2 separate regions of the Homo sapiens genome follow, and region 1 is linked to region 2. Evidence: chromatin contacts called from ENCODE Hi-C or POLR2A ChIA-PET data. All regions are on one chromosome and are shown on one strand. The core of a region is the stretch at or near the end of the contact, and the rest is flanking DNA. Distances in the headings are between cores, read along the strand shown. Region 1 holds the start of KRT36 (keratin 36). Region 2 holds the start of KRTAP29-1 (keratin associated like protein 29-1).

The links. A loop is a pair of places that touch in the nucleus more often than their neighbours do. ChIA-PET counts read pairs that join two places held with the same protein, here RNA polymerase II (POLR2A). Pooled maps may share reads with other maps.
Region 1: a map of heart right ventricle shows a loop between it and region 2 (2.8-fold over the local background). The contact joins the promoter of KRT36 here to the promoter of KRTAP29-1 in region 2. A Hi-C loop is called at or near these places in 1 of 168 maps with a recorded cell type or tissue (heart right ventricle) and 1 of 50 pooled maps. POLR2A ChIA-PET finds 5 or more read pairs at or near these places in 3 of 52 experiments (H1, MCF 10A and activated naive CD4-positive, alpha-beta T cell).

What each region holds. Positions count from the first base shown.
Region 1 is chr17:41,488,116-41,495,576 of GRCh38, forward strand. KRT36 (keratin 36) reads right to left here and starts at 1,795. Exons shown (of 7, transcript NM_003771.5): 1 at 1,291-1,795; 2 at 527-609; 3 at 128-284. The coding sequence starts at 1,749.
Region 2 is chr17:41,297,201-41,304,197 of GRCh38, forward strand. KRTAP29-1 (keratin associated like protein 29-1) reads right to left here and starts at 5,651. Exons shown (of 1, transcript NM_001257309.1): 1 at 4,626-5,651. The coding sequence starts at 5,651. The coding sequence ends at 4,626.

The DNA.
Region 1 (7,461 bases), core at 545-3,044, 190 kb after region 2:
ATGAAATGAAACGAGAATGAAATGCAAGGCCTTTGTATAGTTCCTGCCGCACAGAAAACTGAAAGCCCAGCAGTGGCTTCCTAAGCTGGATGGGAAACACTGGGAAGTCACATGGCACCAGCCTCACCTCCTCGTGATTCTTCTTGAGGCACATCAGCTCCTCCTTCAGGGACTCCACCTGAGCCTCCAGGTCAGCCTTGCACAGGGTCAGCTCATCCAGGATCCTACGCAGGCCGTTGATGTCGGCCTCCACTAGCTGCCGCAGAGACAGCTCTGTCTCATACCTGCACACACAGAACCCTGCCAAGTCTGCAGCAAAGGAAACCACACACCAGCAGGGACCCCTGCCCTACTGTCCAGCTGCAGTGGCTGACGGGATCAGGAGCATGACACTCCTTTCCCCTGAGGTCCAGGGCTCATGCCACATTTTCCCATCCAGCCTTATTCCCACATCACCAGCTCCCAAAGGCAGGGGACAGAGGCAAGGGAGTGGCATGGCAAACCTTCCCTGATCAGGCCCACTCACTTGGTCCGGAAGTCGTCAGCAGCCAGCTTGGCATTATCAATCTGCAGGACCAGCCTGGCATTCTCAGACTTAGTCAGCAGGATCTGGGGAACAAGAGGCTTCCCATAAGCTACAGGAGGCCCAGCAGTGTGGGGGCAGGTAGGGGGATAGCTCAGCTCACAGAGGCCATGCCACTGTGTACCACCAGCCCCTTCACCATTTCCAGCCCTGAGCCACACCCCAGGTGTGGGGGGAGCATCCACCCCACAGGGGCATCCCGAGGATGTCAGTGACCATCAGTCCTGGCGCCTGTAGCCTTCAGAGTGGCACAGCAAGATACACCAGGGTGAGGCAGACCTGAGTTCAGGTTCTGCATCTAACACTGAGCCTGTGTGCTCTTGAGCAAGTTGCTGAACCCCTCAAAATTCAACTTCCACATCTGTCAGATGGGTCCAGTAATACCAATCTCTCCAAGATGAAGAATAAATAAGCCAGGGAATAGGAAAGTGTCAGGCACAGTGCTGTATCCGGTAGGGGCTTGGTACATGTTCCTTCCCTTCCTACAGCAAGGGGAGGGGGGTGAGGAACGGCTGGCAACAAGGTACAAGCAAGAGACCAGCAGAGAAGCCTGGGTCCCCCAGGAAACCAAAGCCCTAGAGAGAAAAGTTTGCCCTACCAGGAGAATTCCCTAAAAGCTACCGTCCCATCTGGAAAGGCCCTGGAATGAGACAGACGCCTCCTAAGAGTTGGGCTGCTCAGCTGGAAAGGGGCCAGGTCTCCCTCACCTTCTGCTGGAAATCTTCGATGGTCTTGAAGTAGGACTGGTAGTCTGGGCAGATGTATGGGATCTGAAACTCGTACCACTCCTGGATGCGGCTCTCCAGCTCCGCGTTCTCCCGCTCCAGCTGACGCACCTTCTCCAGGTAGTTGGCCAGGCGGTCGTTCAGGAACTGCATAGTCTCCTTCTCGCTGCCGTTGAAGGAGCCCTCGCAGAACCAGCCCCCGCTCCCCACAAAGCCAGAGGTGTGGCACTCAGAAGACAGGTAGGAGCCAGGCAAGCAGCTCCCAAGGCCAGAGAGGCCCGACCTAGCAGAAGAGATGTACCCTGCAGCACCGGCGAGACTGGGGACCCTGCAGGAGCCCACAGAACGGATGGAGGACACCCGAGAGATGCCGCCTGCTGTGCCACAGAGGCCCTTGATAGACCCAGTGGAGAAGGTAGGGGTGCAGGTCTGGGTGGCCATGGTGCTAGCAGAGGAAGGTTGCAGCTTAGCAAGGAGCTCAGGTTCTGGACTCTCAAGGCCTCTATGGAGCATTTATGTACACTCACCATTGGGTGTTGGCATGGTACACATCTCTTGCTCTTGGGAAAGCCTGTTCCTACCCCAGATAGCTAATATTAGAATGTGATTTTTGCTACCCATCCGGAACCCCATGCCTTGTAAAAAAAAAAAAAAAATCAAATCGTTGAATTTGGTTTGCTAAGTCAGGACTCTCCACTGTTGTCATTTCCTAGCAGAATATGAGTTTTATTGCCTCTTCAAAGAGTCTCTGCACCAGATCCCATAAATCGGGAGTGGCTGCACGAATGACATTTGGTTCCTGCTTTCTCCACCTCCCTTCCCCTGGGGATCCTCATCTGTCCCTTGTCACTTCCATCCACTGCTGCCACGCCTCATAGCTGCTCACCCCTGCCTGGGCTACTGGGATGGTAAAAGGGAGCAAAGGAACTAAAATTCAGGGAGCACCTGTGATGTACCAGGCTCATTGTTATTTCATTTACACCTCGTAACAACCCTAGGAGGTGGCTGATTTTATCTTCATTTTTACCAGTGTGGAAACTGGGGCTCCGAATGGTTTAATAGCTTGCTCAGTGTGAACAGGAAGTGACTGGCAGAGCTTGGGTCTGAAACTAGGGCTCTCAGACACCAAATCCTACTTCCTTGCCCCACTGCTTCCCCACACAACTGGAGTCAAGTCTGGGTACCCAGAATTTAGGGACAGGAGACATAGTTCAAATCCTGGCTCTGCTACTAATTTGCCCTGTGATACTGAGCACATCATTTCCTCCCTGGGAACCTCAGTGTTTTCACTGGAACAGTAGAGATTGTCCTTCTGTCCCGCCTGCTTCACACAGATATAAGGAGGATCGAACAAGAAGTGAAAGTGTTTTGCAAGCCACTGGGTCCTGCAGAAGTGTTGGTTGGTTAGGTTAGGTTAGGTTAGGTTAGGTTAGGTTAGGTTAGGTTAGGTTAGGTTGACAGTCTTTGATGATGGTTTATGGCTGTGACCAGCAAAGGTTCGTGAGTGTGAGCATTCACATGGCACTGCTGAGAATGGTCTGTCTGCCCACTGGGCACAGCAGGGTGGCAGTGGGAGAAGGAGATGCCCCATAGCCAGTCCCTCAGTCAATGAACACATCATCACAGACTCCTGCTATTATGGAATCTGCATGCTTGGATCACTGGGCAGAGCTGGAGGGCAGTTTCCTTTGTGGCCGTCAGCTTTTTGAACCTCATGGGTAGAATCAGGACCCTAGAACAACCTGCTCTGACCCTCCTGGTCCCTTAACAGGTCACAGAAATGGCCAATGGCAGACTCTTTGGACAGAGGAGGAATACAAAGAAAAAAGCTAAATACTGCCAGATAGTTAAGCAAGCCGAGAGAGAAGAACCTGAGAATTGGGGACCAAAGATAAACCTGGGTCTTCCGCCTTGAAACATGGACTTTCCCAAGGCTTGGGAAACCTGCTCACTCTGCCCCCACACACGCTTGGTTTGCAAAGCTGGCGTTTATGGAAGCATTTATGTGCTTCTAAGGTTGTAATTTGCCAACCTCTTAAAATGTTTTATAAGCTTCTCTCTGAAATTATCCAGGGAGGATTGGCTGTGGTGAACATGCCTCTCCCAGCAAGGTGGACACCTTGACAAGATGTCCAGGAGCAGCTGGCAGTGGACCCCGTGCAGCCCCTCTGGGAGCAAGAGCACAGCATCAGCCCTCCAGAGCACCAGCTGCCCCAGCAATGGCTTCCTCACAGCCACCCAATCTCCCCAGTTCTCCTGGCAGGGCCTAGGATTGGATTGTCATGGGGTTTCCCAACCTCAGCCCTTCGTGCCAGGTCATTCTTTGTTGTTTAGGGCTCTCCTGTGCTTTGTAAAATGTGTGGCAGTATCCCTGGACTCTACCACCAGATGCCAGTAGCCACCCCCTGCCCCAGTGTTGACAACCAAAACTGTCTACAGACATTGCCAAATGTTCCCCGGGTTAGGAGTCAGGGGGCAAAACCACCCCCAGTTGAGAACCATTGGACTATCAGGACCAAGACTGGGGCTCCGACCCAACCTCCCCTAAGCACCCCTGACTTTATTTTCTGGGACAACTAGCGTGGAGTCTGGCTGTCTCTGTTGGGCCCACTCAGGCAAGTCCTCAATACACCCATGCCTCGGTTTCCCTTGTTCATGACACAGCGTGCTTGTCCTGCAAAATGGGCCATAGGGCAGCCCTCACCAAGCCCTTTGCAGAGCTCTTCTCTGTTCGGGATCTCTGGCTGGTAGGCATCTGAAGTTAATATTCTCATTTTCTTTTTTGTTTTAACCCCTGTACTGTATGATCCATATCTGAAGCTGATTCTAGGTTTCTCTCAGGACAACTGAATAAGCAAGGAGTCTGCTAATCCGAATATCTAGATGTCCCCATCATTCTCACCTGAGCATCAGGAGGGACACTGTGGACCAGAGAGGTGCCTCTAGGGTTGTGGGGAGAGGAATGTACCTTCCCTGGAGCAGGTGACCAGCTCGTCAAAGGTAAAAGTCTTTCAGCTGCCCTCAGTGTCTTGCCTTTTTCCTTATTGTTGACTGCACAGCCAACCCCCCGACCCAAGGGAAGGGCCCTGAGCCGGGACTCAGCGAGAACTAAGTTCAAGCTGCTCCATCCCTCTGAGCCTCAGCTTTCACAATAGGTCTGTGGAGGTCATAACACCACAATCACGGGATTGTGAGAACTACATCCAAAGGGGCTGGATAAACAGGAAGTCGTTTCACAGATTTAAGAGACTGAAACTGCTATTAGTACCCATATAGTCAGAACCCCAGTCCAATGCTGTTTCCAGGGCACAAACCACTTGCCCTGGTTTAATGGAATACTAATTCAGAGGCCTAACCCAGCTGTCAAAGAAAAGACAGCTACTCGAAGAGGCATGGTCTAGGATTGTGTCCAGAGCTGCAACAGTCCCCTCAGCTAGAAGTCTCCATCTGGCCTCTGACCCTTACTCTAGAAGCTTCCAAAAGCCCTCACACCACCTGCAGGCTGCAGTGCTGACAGGATGACCTATCCGCCATGATCCCAGCTTGGGGGCAGGAGGAAGAAGGGGAATGCCGCCATAGGAACAGAAAGCATCCTGGCCTTTCCCCACGCCCATCTTGGAAGGCTGCCAAGTTCAACATCAACTCCTGAGTTTCTGGCCCCTTCTTTGGCAGAAAGAAGTCTGCACACTCAAATGAACTTCCATCTGAAAACCAAGGTTCTCCATGGGCAAAGGCCTGAAATATCAAGCCCAAGTCTCCTTCTGCCCAGCTCTGAACAGTCCCTTCCATGCACAAGGCATTGCTGTCACAGTGTGCCCAAGGAGGGAGTGAGTTCTTCAAGCAGGGTGTCTCTTTTTATGCTTCTCTGGGCTTTGGTCAGAACATGCTGGTCACCACTACCCAAAGGCCCCAAAGATAGTGAAGCAAACAAACCAGACAGCAGCCTCTGGGATGGCCAGGCCAACCAGAAATGGGCACAGACAAGAATAAGATCTCTGCAGAAGGCCAATGGTTGTCTCTGTTAGAGCAGCCTGCTGGTTTCAGCTCCATCTTTCTGGTTTTCTCCTACTGCCTCTTCCACCCTTGAGGTCCATACACCCAGATCCTAGAGAATTTCCCACCAGAAGAAGCACCTAAGAAATGTTCATTCCATGTTTTAACCTCTTCAGATCCACCCAGCACCCAACGGTCACCCAGGACCCTGGGAGACCCACAACTCATTCTCATTTCCTCCACATGACTAAATTTTCCTTGGAACGAAGAATGTGTTCAAGTGACAAAGCACCTGGGAGCCCTGGCCCCTCCCCTGAAAAGCAGGGTTCTATATATTCTGTGTCAAATAACCCCATCAACAGCTCATGCCAAATCCACTGTCAACTTACATTAGATTCTAGTGCCGACATGCAACAACAGGTACACAAAGTTGAAGAAAGCCTCACAGAAAGGGGAAACCCTACAATTAAGCCCTTTCTAGCCACCAATGTAATTTTTCCAAAAACTCCAGGAAAAGTCTCGTTTATTCAGTTTTGTTTTTGTTTTTGTTTTTGTTTTTGTTTTTTGAGACAGAGTCTTGCTCTGTCACCCAGGCTGGAGTGCACTGGCAAGATCTCGGCTCACTGCAAGCTCCGCCTTCTGGGTTCACACCATTCTCCTGCCTCTCAGCCTCCCGAGTAGCTGGGAGTACAGGTGCCCGCCACTACGCCTGTCTAATTTTTTGTATTAGAGAGGGGTTTCACCTTGTTGGCCAGGCTGGTCTCAAACTCCTGAGCTTGTGATCCACCCGCCTCGGCCTCCCAAAGTGCTGGGATTACAGGCGTGAGCCACCGTGCCTGGCTGTTTATTCAGTTTTGATGGTGGAAAACTCAGGGCCATTCACAGACCTGATAAAGAAAGGGTTGCCAGATTTAGCAAATTTTTTAAATGTGGTATTAGGAGCATACTTATAGGGTGTGTGTGTGTGTCTGTGTTGTTGTTGTTGTTGTTGTTTGTTTACCTGCAATTCTGATCTGAGTGTCCTGTGTCTGAAACCCTCAGTAAGGAAACATCACTGGTTGAGAGCCTTGGCCACACAAATGCAGCTCTTTCTTCCCTCCTTCCCTGATGGCCTGTCACCATGGCTGGCTGTTCTCAGGGTCAGACACAGAGGGCTTCCCTTGGAGAATCGTGCCTTCCTGTCCTCTCACACCCTGCTGTCAGTGGCTGTCATTCTTGCCCTCCCAAGTCCAAACAGTACTTGGAGATGCAGAAGCTGAATTATCCTGCCTCCCATCCTGGCCACCTCAGTGACATTCCATCCTGATGGCAGCTGCCTTCAACAGGGTGACTCAGACCTTCCTGGACAAGATTTAGCAAGTCTCTCTCTGCTCCATTTCCCACCCCCCAGCTTGTGCCCCAAATGTCCACCTGCCCCCTGCTATCACCCGGCCTCACCAGGTTCAAGACAATCTGAACATGACTCAGTGGTGAAGGAGGTCCCCCCCACTGCCTGGCTGCCCCTCCACAGTGTTGGTCCTGGTCCTGAGCAGTGACTCCTCCTGAGACTCTGGGGCCCTACAAGGAGCATAGGTCCAGCTTCCCAACCTGCTGTTCCTGGCCTGTTCCTGAGCCCCCATCAGGCCTTGACCTTCATCGGGCCTTCAAAGTCCCACTTGACCAGGCCCGGAGTTACTCTAGAAATCTCATCTCCCCCAAAATACAAAAGTATTTTCTCTCCCCCTGGGGTGTGGTTTTTGCACTTGCCCAGGACTTCAAGGTTCTGCTCCAAGCTGCTTTTGCCGTGGCAGATGCCCAGAGAGCCACCCTAACTCCAGCCTTAAGCCATACCTCTCTGGTCCTCTTGTGGCCAAGCTCGGCCTTCCACATCTCAGGGCCCACCACCTTCTCCCCTGGGGCCAGCGCTCCCTGCACAGCTGCACTGGCTGCCAGCTCCCATCTGGAAGAGTCCACAGTCTCCTGCTCAGACTCACCGAGTCCCTAACTCCCCCACCCCACTTTTATGGTTGGAGCATTTCAGAGCGTCCTTTCTCTCCTTGGTGTGCTTGAAGAAGCTGTGATTGTGGGAGATGCACAGCCAGGCCCACTGGGAGAAAAGAGCTGGTACCTCAGTGTCTAGCGTCCCCTTGATTCAAGTATCACTTAGCTGAACCATAAAGC
Region 2 (6,997 bases), core at 4,401-6,900:
TCAGGTGTCTTGAGAATCCTGGTATCAATCAACAAATTATTAAAGTTAATATAACTCCTAAACAATGTCTGCATCCTCTTGTAAGAAGCATTCTTGAAAAGTCTATGCAATATGAGATGAGGTGCATCTGCTTCCCAGAGCCATATCCTTCCTCTAGCATGATGGAAATCTCCATGGAAGGTGTGGGAGAGAGAATTTGAACAGGGTGTCCATCAAAATGTCATTTCTGGAAGACATTCTATCCACGGTAATTCCTTTGTGGTGTCAAGTTCCCTCTCTCTCCTTCTTCCTTTTTAAAAAAATTTTCTTTTGGGACCTTAGTTATAAATAATTGAATTATTATCATCTGTGATTTTTGCATGGTCCCTCTCTTATTTATTTTTTATGTACTTATAAATCAGTTAATTTACTTCTTCTTCTCCCTTTACTCCCTTCGTTTCCTATAGGCCACTATGCTATTCTGTCTAATGTATATTCAACGCATATTAAATTTATTTAATGGATTTGTATATATCCTTATAAAGTATTGTTCAGTACACATATACTTTATGTAAATAGCAATCAGTAATATATCTCATTCTGGTTTGTCATTAAGCAGAATTTTTAAAAATCCATCTATGCTACAGTGTGTATATGTAATCTATTGTTATTAATTCCTGCATGATACTCCATGAAGAGGATCACCGAGTTGCCTACCCACTTTCACAGTGTTGGACACCAGCTTTCCTTTGACGTTTTTGCCACCATAGGGATGCTATAGTGAACATCCACATGTACACCTCCCTGAGGACCTGTGTGAGAATTTTCTGGAAATACACACTCAGGTGTTGGATTGCTGGATCATGGAGCATCACTTACATAATTTACATAAATAGTTTCAGATTGTTCTTTAGAGTGGCCAAACAAGCCAACAATCCCATTAGCAATGCAGGAAAATTCCTGTAAATTCCCACTCCCACCAACACTTGGCATTATATAGCACAGGAGTCAGAAAACTATGGCCCATTGATACAGGAGCGGGGCAGGGAAGTGCTGGGAGAAGAAGGGTGGGTCCCTGGTGAGGACTCCACCCCTACTGTGCCCACGGACCTAGGGAACAGGCATTTCTGAATGAATAAGAACAGGCATTTCTGTTTTTGTGCCCAAACGTTGCATTTCCCAAAACCACCCTGGCCCACCACGCCCTCATCCTGTGCCTAGTGGGAAGAGACACAGGCAGCTGGACATCCGAGAGGAGCAAATCGTCAGAAGAGCACACCGACAGGCAGCGGCAGACGCCAGCAGGACGGCAGGCCATCGACAGGGGGAACCATAGTGAGTTTGTCGGGGGCGGGATGAGGGAAGCCTGGCTGAGCAGCCCAACTCCAGGGGAAAACCACCTTCCCACTCCATCCCCCTTCTGGCTCCCCCGTCTGCTGAGAGCTACTTCCACTCAATAAAACCTTGCACTCATTCTCCAAGCCCATGTGTGATCCGATTCCTCCAGTACAACAAGGCAGGAAACCCTGGGATACAGAAAGCCCTCTGTCCTTGCCATAAGGCAGGGGGTCTAATTGAGCTAACTAACACAACCCATCTATGGACGGAGGCTAAACTGAAAGAGTACCCTGTACACACACCCACTGGGGCTTCAGCTGTAAACACTCACCCCTAGACGCTGCCGTGGGGTCAGAGCCCCAAAGCCTGCCCATCTGCATGCTTCCCCTAGAAGTGTGAGCAGTGGGGCACGGAAGAAGCGAGCCACGCCCCCGTTGCACGCCCTGCGAGGGGAACAAGGAAACTCTTCCCGTCTCACCATGAGCCAAACAGAGCCCCAGCCTGTTTTTACAAAGTTTTATTAGAACCCAGCCACACTCATTTGCTTACATATTGTCTATAAATGTAATGATATAATGCAATGATACAACGGCAAAATTCAGTAGTTGCAACAGAGACCATGTGCCCCACAAAGCCTAAATTATGTATATCTGTCCCTTTACAGGATAAGTTTGCTGGGCTCTGATATAGCACTCTATTTTTTGCAAATCTAATACCTGTAAAGTAATATGTAATTGTTATTTTAATTTTGAAATCTCTGAGAAATAATACTTTTGAGAATTCTTTCACAGGCTTACTTAAGGATTCATCTTCCGTGAAGTTCCATTCATGTCTCAAGAGAGGTTTTGCACAGGGTGTCCACCCAAAGATCGTTTCTGGGAGACATTCCATCCATGGCACTTCCTTTGTGATATCAAGTTCCCTCTCTCCCCCTCCTCCTTTTTGTTTCTAATTTTCTTTTTGGACCTCAAAATTAGTCAATCACATTTCTTATTTTATGGCATACTAAAAAGATATCCTTCCAAATCTCTTCCCCATCAGTTCCAGAAGTACAAGAGGCTTCAGTTTTAATCAGTTTGAGAATATTTAGAACCTCACAGAACACATCAACAAACTCACAAGATCATGTAAATAAATGAGCCCTCAGAGGTAGAATAAACTAACTTCTTCGTGTTATAGATTAGCACCCTGGTGTTACATAAGGTCATACAGTAAATAAGTGGCCAGGATGCAACTCAAGCCTTCTCCTTTGAGCCGTGGTCTAGTGCTTTTTCCTCACCACCACCATAGAAGTCCTCCTCTGAGTTGCATTTCCAAGCAGGTCATAAGGCAAATGCCCATACTCTTGTCCTTCAGTGACCTTGATGTCTCATTATTCCCGGGCTCTTTTGGTTAGTTTTCCTTCATCTGTAAGGTTTTTTTTAGAATGTCCCACACATATTGGCAAGACCTATTTAACTACTGAGAACCTCAAATCACAGTGATTGAGAGGACTGGAACGAGAGATGCTCAGCCAGTGACCATCAGGTAAGTTTATGAGCAGATCCTAAGGTCCCTCCTCGGGTTGGGGAGAAGGCCCGATCTGGGAGAAAGTCAGGGCACTGGTCATAAAGACATAAGGACAGAAGTCCAACCATTTAAACTGGGACAGGAGTCATCCAAAGGGCAGGGGGGAACAAGAGGGTGATATCAGCTGGGCCAGTTAGATGGGGAAGGCTAAAATGCTAAAATCAGTCTTTTAGTGCACTTTACTCAGGTTTGGCTAGGCATGTTTTATAGGCAATTGTAAATCATGGAGCAAATAAATCAACCTTAAGTGCAGCCATACAACTAAGTTGAAATGTGGTGTGTGTCTGTGTGTGAGTGTGTGTGTGCATGTATGTGTGTGCATCTGTATCTGAGTGTGTGTGTGTGTACCTGTATGCATCTATATGTGTGTGCATGTGTGTGGGTAGAAAAGGTACTGAAGGCAATACCCATACATAGTTAGAAATAAAAGGAAAATACCCATTAGAAGACTAGAACAGATCTAGCTACTTGAACTGTTGAAATGATAAGCCCACCTATATCTAGGGATTCAAGAAGCATTCAATGCTTCTTGAATTCAATTCAAGAAGAGATTCAGTGCTGACATTAGTCAATTCAACTGCAGGTAGAAATTCTCCACCTGGACCCTTCCATGTTCAGGTGCTAGATTTTGTTCTTATGGCCATCCCCCTCTTTTTTGACCCAGAACCTTCTTTCAAGACTACGACCCTTGTGATTCTAAAACTGGGGATAAAACAATTAATAGTCTCTCTACAGATCCAAAGTATACCTCAGTGACAGAAAAATGTGAACTATGAAGATTTGTTTGCTAGTTACCAAATTATTGCTGCTCACCTACAGGTACACCCTTCATTGCCTGCTCTATGATAATACAAAGGGATCCTATGAATATTTCTCCTTAGCCAGCTGACACAATGTCCCAGGCAGGAGAATCGCTTGAACCCAGGAGGCAGAGGTTGCGGTGGGCCGAGATCACGCTCTTGCACTCCAGCCTGGGCAACAAGAGTGAAACTCTGTGTCAAAAAAAAAAAAAAAAAAAAAAGAATCTTAAATGAATTAACCCTAAGCTATTCTCTATGGCCAATACCTCATGTTTGTTTTCATCTGTGGCTTTCCAGAACCATTTTTGTTGTTGGCTTCCTGTCTACTCACTATAGGGAAAATGAGCCCACTCAGCTCAAAAGAACTCTTGGTGGTGAAAATTTTGGAAGCCAGTGAACTGTTTGCCCTTACTCTCGTCCAGCTGGAGAATCTATAATCCTAGACACTAGCTACCCTTGCAGACCAATGCAGACCCACTGACTTAGATGACTCAGGCTCATTGTGTTCAAATGTGACCTGAAGGAAATCTACATAGAGGTGTGTGTAGGAATGAAAGCACTCCAGGAGTCTTATTTATTATACTTAACCAGTCACATTTTTATTAGCAGCTGGCAGCAACGAGGTCTTCTGAAAGACCAGGCAGCATCAAGAAAGAGAAACAAGAGAGGGTTTGCTAAAGTGAAATGAATTGACATCATCAGGAAATGCAAGCAGCAGTGTGGTAGTCCATGGTTGCTGAAAGGTTATTCTCGGTTAAGAAGGATCTCTTCGTGCCTGGACAAGTTCCCTGGTCAGCACCTGGAGAGAATGTGAAGGTGGAATCAGGGTAAAGTTAGAAAGCAGGCAGCATTTGTACTCGGTGGGAGGCAGGCACCCAGGGATGGCTATGCATTTATAGACAGCCGCAGACCCTCAGAGGAGGTGTGAAGAGGGCTCCATTAACAAAGTGTTGCCTTGCAGAAGCTGGACTCACAGCTGGGTTGGCATGAAGTCGGCAAGCAATTGGAGCCACTACTGGGTGATGTGCCTAAACCAGTCACACAGCAAGCTGATTTGCAGCCACTCTGGTTATAGGAAGGGGGTCCATCACAAGTTGGTTGGCCAGAAATCACAGTGTCACAAGAAGCTGGTTTGCAACAGTTCTTTGTGGAACAAGGGGCCTGGCAGTTAGCCACTGGCTGGTAGATGAAGCATGTGGAAGGAACCAGTTGGCAGTGAGGTGGCTGGCAATGGGAAGGCACACAGCAAGTAGTATTGCAAGAACTGAACACACAAGTCGATGGCTGGCAGGGAACAGGCATGTAGAGGGCTGATTGGCAAGGCTTGAAAATATAGCAGATGGGTTGATAATAAGTTGATTTACAGGGCTGGCCTTCACCACTGACGGGTTGACATGAACTTCCTTGGCACCAAGTTGGTTGGCATGGACTAGCTGTACAGATGGTTGGTAGGCAAGAAGTTTCCGGACAGGAGGTCACTTCAGAGCAGGATGGCTGGCAGGATCCAGCATCACAGCAGACTGATTGGCCACAAGCTGCCTGACATGATCCAGACATGCAGACAGATTCCTGGCAGGAGCTTTGCTGGCAGGGACTGGCATCGCAGCACTTTTCCTGACAACAAGTAGATTCCGAGCAGGATGGCTGACATGAGCTAACCAGACAAGGAGACTGACCAGTGCCAGACTGATAGCAGGCTGCGTGGGAGCACATAGGTTGGCAAACAAAACCCACACAAGACGTTGCTGGAAGGCGGGTAGGTTGACACGAAGCAGGATCACAGCCACTTGGGGCACCAATGGATGGCTGACAGCTTTCTTGGCATGTGACCAGTTGCCACATTCTGCTGTGGCAGGAACTAGGCAAACAGAGAGCATGTCGAAATCCACCTTTAACTGGGTATGTGGTGATGGTGGGCACAGCTGGAATGGCTGTGGTGTTTCCAGGACAACAGCCGTCTGCCATGGTGCTGGTGCTGACCTTGCTGGGAAGTTGCAAGCTCAGTATACCTGCATTGGAAAGACATCCGATACAGAGGGGCTTTTATAGTCCTTCACTAGGGGTGTTGGCACGCCATGCAGCATCTTTCCTTGTTATTGTTTTTACTCATTTGCATGCAAACATCTGATTAGCAGGCTTCAGGAGCCTGGGAGATGTTTCAACTTTGAAAAGGTGTCTGTTGAGTCGGGAGTTTTCTGCGCTGCATTTGGATTCGTTGACACTGCTCCTGCTCTTGGATGAGCTGTCTCTTTTACAGGTTGCTCTCCAGCCTCACTGAAGCAGGCCTTTCCTGGCACTAACCTTTCATCAGGAGGCCTCTGCCAAGCCAGAGTGGCCCTGCTGTTCCTCCAGGAATGCAGCTTTGCACCATTCAATCAGAAATGAAGCCTTGACCCAGTTTGGGGAGAGGATGTCAAGACGGGAAATGGAAAATTAGTCCAAGGAACCCAGGGACACTTAAGTGCCTCTACCTCTTTTTAAAACCTTCCCATTTATCATTCCTGAAACTTGTTTACTAGTACTATTACTAATAATAACAATAGAAATGGCTTTCATTTATTGCATAGTTACTAGATCAAGTCCTTGGCTGCATTTTTCACTGGATCCTCACAATGACTTCAGTAAGTATAATTGTCATCACTATGTTAGAAGTGGCAAAACTAAAAAAAAGTAATAAATAAAGAAGAAACCAGGTTTAAAACAAAGTTAAGATTAAAATATAAAACTTCATTGGCCCTTTTAGGAAGCTTAAAATCTCCCCCAAATTGGTTCCTCTCAAGATTTTTTTAGAACAGAAAAGAAGAAAACAGAAGTGGCAAAACTCATAGAGTTTAAATCATGTTCCCAAAATTATGCAAATGAAAAGGGGTAGAAACAAAATTCAAACCTAGCTTTGTCTGACCACCAAACCCCTGATCTTAACCACCTATTAGACCCCCTGACTTTGGGGAGGCAGGGAGAAGGCGACACTGATATAGTGGCTGCAGGCTGACACCCCTATGGCAACAGACTGGCTCGTGAGCAGGTTGCCCAGGCCCCATCCTGGGGATCCTCCGCCCACTCCAGTGACTGTAATCAGCAGCTAGACCACACTGGTGTGAGTACTTACCTCTACTTATCAATACACTCAAACACAGTCTTTTAATTTTGGAAATTTTTTAAACTACCAAATATTTCATCAGGAAGTATCAAACCCACCCTAGGGCATCAATAGCATATGAATTCTATACAAATAAAAACACGCCAGCAGTGATAATAAAAAAAATCACTGTAAAGTGGTGTTAATGTTAAACCAATCCCTTCCAAGAGGA